Linked DNA regions of Mus musculus: region 2 is linked to region 1. Evidence: chromatin contacts called from ENCODE Hi-C data. All regions are on one chromosome and are shown on one strand. The core of a region is the stretch at or near the end of the contact, and the rest is flanking DNA. Distances in the headings are between cores, read along the strand shown. Region 1 holds the start of Fbxl4 (F-box and leucine-rich repeat protein 4). Region 2 holds the start of Mms22l (MMS22-like, DNA repair protein).

What was found. Hi-C counts contacts between places; a loop is a spot of excess contacts on that map.
Region 2: a map of T-helper 17 cell shows a loop between it and region 1 (2.8-fold over the local background). The contact joins the promoter of Mms22l here to the promoter of Fbxl4 in region 1. A Hi-C loop is called at or near these places in 2 of 37 maps with a recorded cell type or tissue (T-helper 17 cell and heart).

What each region holds. Positions count from the first base shown.
Region 1 is chr4:22,354,302-22,359,202 of GRCm38, reverse strand. Fbxl4 (F-box and leucine-rich repeat protein 4) reads right to left here and starts at 1,660. Exons shown (of 9, transcript NM_172988.4): 1 at 1,522-1,660.
Region 2 is chr4:24,493,954-24,498,378 of GRCm38, reverse strand. It overlaps Mms22l (MMS22-like, DNA repair protein), which reads right to left and starts at 1,928. Exons shown (of 24, transcript NM_199467.3): 1 at 1,314-1,928; 2 at 416-541. The coding sequence starts at 1,471.

The DNA.
Region 1 (4,901 bases), core at 411-2,910:
GGCAAGGCATTTTAGAGGGAGGGGCGAGACACAAGGGAATTCAACTCAGTGCAGTTCTTCATACCTTTAGCCCCATCTCTCAGGGGCCAGGGCCAACAAGACCTCTAAGAGAGCCCAGCCAAGGCTACATTGAGAGCTCTACCTCAACACTCAAACACAAAAGGAATCCAACCTGCCCTCAACTAAATGTTCATTACAAAAATATCCACTGATGTTCATGATATGTCAGACAAGGTTTGAATCGCCACACACTGTAAAGCTGGAGAAACAAGAGCAGCATGGCATTACCACAGGAAGTAGGTCACTGCTAGCAGTTCAGAAGGTCTCAAGAATACACGGGCGCCAAGTGTTCACCATATACCAGCACTTGACAGGAAGAAAAAGAACAGAACTCGACAAATTGGGATGAAGTCATTGGCCAGTAATAACCAAGAAGGCACAGCATTATTTATCTCACACCAAAGTTGAGTAAGACAACAAACCATGGGGCACGTGCACGGAGGGGGGTGGGGGTTAGTCACAATCCATATTATGAAAGACCCAAGAGGACTCCAAACTTAGAACAGCGAAGACGGCAAATAGTAACGCTTCCAAGCTGAGAAGACTGGGCAGTGGCTTGGTAAAGATTCGACGACCATATTTGAAAGCAAAACATCAGCTGTAAACAACACTGTAAGACAGCAGCAACAGGACCACAAACAACCAGGTCTTAGGCCCTGACCTCTCTGACTTTGAAAACAAAGACGGAATAGGGTTCAAAAGAGCCAAAACGTGGGACAGGAATTTTTCAAATTGGTACGCAAGTCTGGAAATAATGGAATTCAATGACTACTCAAGACTGTCTAATTCTTAGCGCCACTAGATGAGACTTCACTTCCACCCAAGACTTACTCCAAGACAGAGGAGTGCGAGGGACCCTGTACTCATTAATCGTGTAGGACGAGAGAGTGGGCAAGATAAGCAGTGTGCCTGCCTTAGGATCTCCTCAGAGTGTGCGCAGGAAGCAGAGGGAGCAGGTGGCTCCCAACAGAGCAGACCAGTGGGCCACAGCCAGCTAACTTCCTGACCCTTTGTGGATTACAAGTAGAACTGACTGCTGACAGCTCTGGGACTAAGAGCACTTGGGAAGCCGATGAAATGCAGAACCAACCCCATCGCCAAACATAGTTGACAAGTGGCTGGGCCCACCCCAGACGATGGAAAGAAGGCTGCAGCCTGGCATCTCCTGGCTCGAGCCTGCCTGGACAGAAACCTTCCCGCGTGAGAGGGAAGTCAGGGCTGCGCAGCCTGCAGGCCCAGCGTCCGCAGCTCGCCGTGAGCGTGCCAGGCCCAAGAGAGCCGCGACAGGAGGCGGCGGCACCCACGTCCGGTCTCCGCCAGCACAGCGGCGCAGCACCATAGGCACGCGTGGGCCCAGAGCCTCCGCCCCGCGCTCCCCAGAGTGGCGCGCGCCCGGCCCCGCCCACGCCGAGGGGGGAACGTCGAGACCTTGAAGAGGGAGGAAGGAAGAAAGCGCCGTACCCTGCAGGGTCCGGAACTGGGCGAACAGAGCTTCGCCGCAAGCCCGCAGCGTGGGCAGCAGGAGACGGCTCCCAGTATCCCGTGCTGCTGCCGCGGCGGCGGGCCCGGCCCAGCGCGACCCGGAAGGAAGACCGAGGCCGGGAGGCGGGGCGGGGCCGGAGGCGGGGCGGGGCCTGGCGAAGGGCGGGGCCAGGGTCGGGCTGGCTGCTGCCGGATTGCCCTGGTTGTTTGAGCTGATTAGCCAGGCCAGTGGTGCTTTAGAAATGGCCTGTTTGCTCGGGGACTGGCAGCGGGTTGCAGAACCTTTACGCTACTCATCCTGCCAAAGATAGCCCTCCAGAAGTAATGTAGTTCTGCTGGAGCTTCTTCGGACTTGGTGACTCAACCCAAGTATTATGCAAAAAAGCACTTCAGCACAGGAGCACTAGAAAGAGAACTTCTAGAGCAGTAAAAGTTCTCAGCAGGCACAATCCACCAATTAATATACAAATTCTTCAGCCCTCAGAAACAAACCTTCCCTGCAGGCGCATATTCACCTGACCACCTGTGATGAAGATGCTGTCACGGGTCTCCCTTAAGTCTCCATTTCTTTTCAAATGAACCTTTCTTCAGTTGTCGTTACATCTGTCTTTCCACAAGGTTTCCATTAATAAAAAAAAACTTTAAGATTTATTTTAATTTTTTATTAATCTGTGTGTGTGTGTGTGTGTGTGTGTGTGTGCTGTTCATGCGCACACATGTGTTCAGGTGCCATTGAAGGCAGAAGAGATCAGATATCCTGGAGCTGAAATTACAGGCATTTGTGAGCTGTCAGAAGTGGATTCTGGGAACCAAACAGGGTCTCTGAAAGAGCTGTCTCTCCAGCCCTATTTATGGGAAACTCAATAATATGCTGAACCACTCATGATTTCCAATTTTCTCTTGAAGAAGCAAAATAGAAAGAATACTTGTTAATTTTATGTTACTTTCTTTTCCATCGCTGTAACAAAACATCACAGCCAAAACAATGAGACTTGGGATTCCAGATGGTTAAGAATCACTTACATACCCGGAGCACTGCAGCAAGCACCAGGTATGGTGGCACAAACAACTAAGAGCTCACATCTCCAACTGCAAACAACGAAGTACAAAGAACCAACTCGAAACAGGTAAGTCTTTGATCTGTCAAAGCCAGGCCCAATGACTGACTTCCATCAGCAAAGCCATACCTCCTCCACCTCCCCAAACAGACCAACTAGGAACCACATATTGAAAGGCCCCAGCATATAAAAGTATCTCATCCAGACCACCACATGAAGTGAAACAATTATGCTATGCTGTGTAATCTACACAAAAGTGAAATTTTAATCAAAAACTTCAAACTCAATTTCCATCTTCCATTCTTAACTGTGACACTATCTGGTGAGCTAGGTTCTAAAAGGAGAGGGTTAGAACTGGGTGTGGTGGAGCATGTCTTTAATCCCAGCCATTGGGGGGCAGAGGCAGGCAGATGTCAGTGAGTTCAAGGCCAGCAGGAAGAGCATTCCATCTCTTTAACACCAAGGGCAGCTGTGAGGTCAGCTTGTCTGTCATCTCAATCTGTTCATCACAGAGTTTTTGTAAATCTGAATATTTATTCTAAAATAAAATCTGTGTTTAAATCATGCTAATTTATTAAAAATAAAAAACCTGACCCTTTTATATTTTCTGATAAGACTTCAGTTAATGCGTATAAAGAACTCAAACTCCATTTAAACTACAGAAGTTACTCATTCTAAAATGAAGTGTGTGTTTTTAAGCAAAGACCTTCATTTAGTCTTTTATTCACTCTCCACACTTCTTTCTTCACTATATTTATTTTTTTTAATTTAATTTTTTTTTTTTTACTTATTCACTTTACATCCTGCTGATTGCCCCACTCTTGGTTATCCCCTCCCACAATCCTTCTCCCATCCCTTCCTCCCCTTCTCCTCTGAGAGGGTAGAGGCCCTCTAGGTATTTCCCAACCCTGGCACTTCTGCGAGGCTAATCACTCCCTCTCCAATTGAAGCCAGATAAGGCAGCCCAGCTAGAAAATATCCCACAGACGGGCAATAGCTTTGGGGATAGCATCCGCTCTAGTTGGTTAGGACACACATGAAGACAAGCTGTAAATCTGCTACATGTGTGTGGGAAGGCCTAGGTCCAGCCTGTGTATCTTCTTTGGTTGGTAGTTCAGACTCTGAGAACCTCAAGTGTCCTGGTTAGTTGACTCTGTTGGTCTTCCTGTGGAGTTCCTATCCCCTTCAGGGCTGCAATCCTTCCTCCCTTTCTTCCATAAGAGTCTCCAAGCTCCATCCACTGTTTGGCTGTGGGTGTCTGCATCTGTCTGAGTCAGCTGCTGGGTGGAGACTCTCAGAGGACAACATGCTCCTGTCTACAAGCATAACAGAATATCATTAAGTATCAACGGTTGGTGCTCACCCATGGGATGGGCCCCAAGTTGAAGTATGGTTTCTAACTGAAACGTAAAGCATATTCAGAAAAGGACACAAAAGCTGGATGTAGTGGATGTCCATCGGTAATCCGAGCACTTGGGAGACAGGTAGAAGGACCAGGAATTCGAGGAAAGTCTCAGTTACACAGCAAAGTCAGTGCCTTCCTGCAATAAATGAGTTAGACTTTGTCTTCAAAAAGGAAAAATATAGAGAGGAACGGGAAAGGGAAAAAAGAAACTGACACAAAAATAACTGTACAGTTGGATAAAAATAGGTACACACTCACACAATCAGTCCTCAGATAAAAACTGGATAATTACTGGTGAGAAGTCCCCATATGTCCTTCTGATCTTTTCCCATTGCCCTGTCCCCAAAGTTAGCATTATTCTGACTTTTTAAAAAAGAGTGTTTGCTCAAAACAACCCTGAGATTCCACCTTACAGCAGTCAAAATGACTAAGATCAAAAACTCAAGTGACAGCAGATGCTGGCAAAGATGAAGAGAAAGAGGAACACTTTTCCACTGCTGGTGGAATTGCAAGCTGGTACAACCACTCTGGAAATCAGTCTGGCTGTTCCCTAGAAAAGTGGACATAGTACTACTGGAAGATTCAGCTATACCACTCCTGAGCATATACCCAGAAGATGCTCCAACATGTAATAAGGATACATGTTCCACTGTGTTCATAGCAGTCTTATTTATAATAGCCAGAAGATGGAAAGAACCCAGATGTCCCTCAACAGAGGAATAGATACAAAAAATGTGGTACATTTACACAATGGAATACTACTCAGCTATTAAAAACAATGAATTAATGAAATTCTTAGGCAAATTGATGGAACTAGAAAATATCATCCCGAATGAGGTAATCCAATCTCAAAAGAACATGCATAGTATGCACTCACTAATAAGTGAATATTAGCC
Region 2 (4,425 bases), core at 679-3,178, 2.1 Mb before region 1:
GTTGAGGCCCTGTCTTAGAAACAAAAACAATGCATATACAATATGTTATATAGAGAATATGTACATTATACACAGTGCAGGTATTCAGTGCTCAGTAGTATGATGCTTGCCTAACATATACAATAACCTAGATTAGATCTCTAGAATCACATGTGATTAATTTAATCAGAGACTAATTTAATCTAGAGATTAAATCACACACATATATATTGATAAGGATTTCGCTTATCAATATACACAATATAAACAACTCCTTAAAACCATTATTTATCAGTCATAACTGCTTGAGTGTTTCCTGGTAAGACCACCAGCAAAGCAATAAAAAAGAGCAATTTCCCTGCTTTTGTAATCAGTAGTGGAAAAGCAGCAATATAAAACTAGACAGCATTAGAGTTAAAAATAGACACATACATACCTGAATAAATGAAAGAGCTCTCTACAGGAATAGACTAGCGCTGTTTCTGTAACCCATTGGAAGCCAAATAGTTCTACTGTATCCTCTTCAAAATTAGTTGGTAATGGATCAAGATTTAAAATTAACCTGTAATGAAAACAATGACTTAAATCATTTGAATCCAGACTATACATGCCATGATGACGCGCACAAACACATATGTATATGTGTATGTGTGTGTGTGTTGGGGGGGGGGGGGAGGGGTTACTTGACACCTTATGTTGTGTCCAAAAGGAAAATCTAAATGGAGTCCAAGCAATATACAAAGTGGTCTGAGGTCACAGTAATTTATCTTTGAACAAGAAAATGGGTTTTCAGAACACCAAATATTCCGAATTAGGAAGAATGACATCATATAGATACCTAATGTGGTTTAAGGTTATTAACAAATTATTAACAAGGTATAATCATACAATCAACAAAAAATGGTTTTCTTTAATGAAGTTTCCTCAAAGGGCATTACCTAAATAATTCAAGAACAGCAATTTTATTGTAATATTCATTCGACTAATGTGTCTATGAATTCTGTATGCCGATGCTTTGGATGGAAAGAACCCGTGCAACAAAAACTATCAGGTTCTACTTATAAACTACTGAAAACTTATAGATAACTATTACCCCTTAAAAGGAAATACAAGTTCCAAGAGACTAGGCTGCTCTGAAACCAGTCTAAGTAAATTAAATATCCAGCTACCCACTCCTAAGAGATTATCAATTATCCAGAAAGTTCTTCTATATACTAAGCGTATGTAAAACGAGGCTTGCTGAGCACCTACGTTAGACATTGGTGATAATCAACATTGCTGGGGGTGGGGACCTTCAATTCGGTTTTTTGTTGTTTGTTTGTTTTTTAACCTACCGCTTAAGGGCGCCACTGGCAAGGTAGGACTCTCCAGAGAATTTTCCTTCTCTGTTGTCAAAAGCGCAAGAAAAGCAGGGGGGTTTGCACCACTCTGTCCCCAGCTCCAGCTCTAAGCTGTCAGTCAAGAAGGTCGACGCTGCTGAACAGCCATCCATTATTTACATCCTGCTCTGCAATGCCACCGCGGTTCCGGGCAGTTACGTTCGGGCTCCGAAGACAAGCTGCAAGAGGCTGAAAGTACGGTAAGGAGCTACCTCGGAGATCCAAAATGTGCCCTCAGCACCCGGGGAAACCAACGTGAAAGCAGAGAAGCTGAAGGCAACAGGTCCAGAATCCTCCGGGCGTCCCGCAGGCGCCGGAGCCGCCAAGCCTTCCAACGCCGCCCTCGCTCCCTCCGGGCTGCCGTGGGTTTTGAGGCCCTCGCGCACCTCCTCAGGCTGGTTTCCCCGCACGGCCCGGATGGAGCACGCAGCCCCGCCGCCTCCCTCCGTCTCCCTCAGTCCCAGCGCGGCGTTCGGGGCGGGCGAGCGCGCGGGAAAACCGCAGGCCCCCGCAAACCTAGAACGCGGAACGCAGCGCCGGGCAGAGGAAACCGGAAGCAGGCGAAATTCCCGCCACGGCGTGCCCCGCCTCCGGCGCCGCCCTCTCGCGAGTCCTCACTGGCGCGGACCGAGATCTCGCGAGAGCCCGTCGGCCCGGACAAGTCCAGGGATTCGCTCTTCACGGTTCTCCGTACCGTTGAGAGTTTGCGAGGTGGCCAGCTCTCCGCTGAAGCCTGGAAGTAGGGTCTGCGAACGGCGGGGATCAGCTTCAGGCCGGGCTCTGGAGAGCCCCGCGCCTGCCTCGGCCTCCCGCAGCCCGGCCACCCTCTTCCTGCCCTGGGGCCCACCCCGGCTTTCCTGTGTTGGATGCCTTCTGCTCTGCAGCAGTGACCCAGAACACAAGGGACACATTGACTAAGTTAGATGGCTTTTTTTCCTCAGACATAACAACTTTTGCTCCCTTTGCAATACATTGTAACTCTGGACAAGAGTTACAATTTTGTAAAAATATTTTCCGATCCATTTTCCTTATTAAAGTGTTCTTTAAAGTTGACTCGAATATTACTGTCTTGAGATGGGGGTGGGGGGCATGGGGATTCAAATGCCTGCTGCATTTAAATATATTGCTTTACTTGCGGGCATCCACTTCATAGGGAACCTACCCTAACTCTTAGATGTTAAAATCAACGTATTTTCAAATGACATGTGGGATGAAGCGGAAGAAAAAAAAAATTCCCACTGCAGTGTAGGGCTACTATAGTACATGTATTTGTGCAGCCCAGTTGAGGTACTCTGAGACCTGATGCTTTTTTTTGTTGACTGCTGATGATAGCTGGTGATGAGTATTGTATCATGAAGGTCTCTTCCACAGTGATGTCAAGAGTATGTTTTCTGAATATGAGAATACCTAGTGTTGGCACTGCAATTAGGACAACATACCATACGGCCATTTTTCTTCCTCCCATCAACATTCCAGTACACTCTTGTCTGTTGTGTTTGTTTAAATACCTGATGTTGATTATGTGAGCTCAACTTATGTGAATCATGGAGTGGGAAGAACTAAAGAAATGACAGAGGCCAATTAAGGTGATACTTAATGAAATGGTCACTTACAAAGGTGTGTCCATGGTTACTGGATCCCAAAATGGGATGACTAGGCACCCACAGCTAATAGAGACAATTATCATTCTTGAGCAGAAAAGTAAGGATCAACACGGATTACTAGAGAGGAGTGAGACCTGTGCCTGTAGGATGCAGTCACCTAACTTATCGTCACACAACAGTGGTTGCCTTCACAGACAAACACAACTGTCCCACCACAGACAAGTGGGGGAAACACTGAAAGGAGTAAACCACATCCCATGTTTCACTCCTGTCGGCCAAAACAAACCAAAGCGCAAAGCAAGGGTGTAGCCTATCAAGTGTATGTAGTCCAGGTTAGAAATGAAAAGAACTAAAGAGAAGTTAGAGACTCTTCTTTGAATCAGACAAAATTGTAATTATTTTTATCTTAATTTTGACAAGATATAGAAATGTTAAGAACTTAAGTATAAGCTTCCATAGATAGAAATAGCTATTATATATTTATTAATATAACATAATACTGTTACAACAGAAATATTCAAATAATATTGTTTTGTAAAGATGAAATGCTGGTATTTTGTCCAGCTGCCCCCAATTTCCTAGTCTTCTTGTCTTAACCTCTCAAGTAGCTTAGACTACAAGCATTCATCACCACATCCACCTAACAATCTTAATTAGAAAATTGAAATGTCTCTGCAATTGATAATAATTGACAATAGAAAATTAATACGGCTATAAAAGATTTGGATAGTACTAGCTCCCAGTTGAATCTAATTGATGCATATGACTACGCTAACAGTAAAATTATACAATTAAAAAGAAAACATGGAACATGAAACCAGATTATATTCAGAATCATGAAACAAATTTTATCTATTTAAAAAGGATTGAAGGCTACCAGTGAAGTATAGTGGTAGAACATTTGTATAGTGTGTATAAGTCTCTGCATTTCATTCACAAAAGCTAAAAAAAGGTTGAAAACATACGAAGTATATTGTGTAACTACAGTGAAATTAGGAGCTGCTTTCATTAGAAGGGGAAGAATTCAATGATGCAAACATCCATTTTGAAATATTGGAAGTTCAGTGAATTCAAACCAAAGATATAACAACAAAGAAAAAAAGGATAGAACCAGCAAAAAATGAAATAAATGAAACAAAAAGATTCTTCAAAAGCATCAAGATGCAGTTAACAAACCATCTAACTAGACTGACCAAGTAATCAAAACAAAATGGCAGTAGAGATGGGAGAAGAAGAAGAAAAAGGAGAAGGAGGAGGAGGAGGAGGAGAAAGAGACATAAATTGCCAGTAAAAAAGAGACTGGGGTGATGGCTTAGTAAAGTGCTTGCTGAATGAAGACCTCATTTATGCCTTCATCTCACACACACACAAAGCTAGGTGCATGAGTATATGATTGTAGTATTCACACTGGGAAGGCAGAGGCAGGAGGCATCCTTGGGACACTCCTGCTAGCTAGCCTAGGC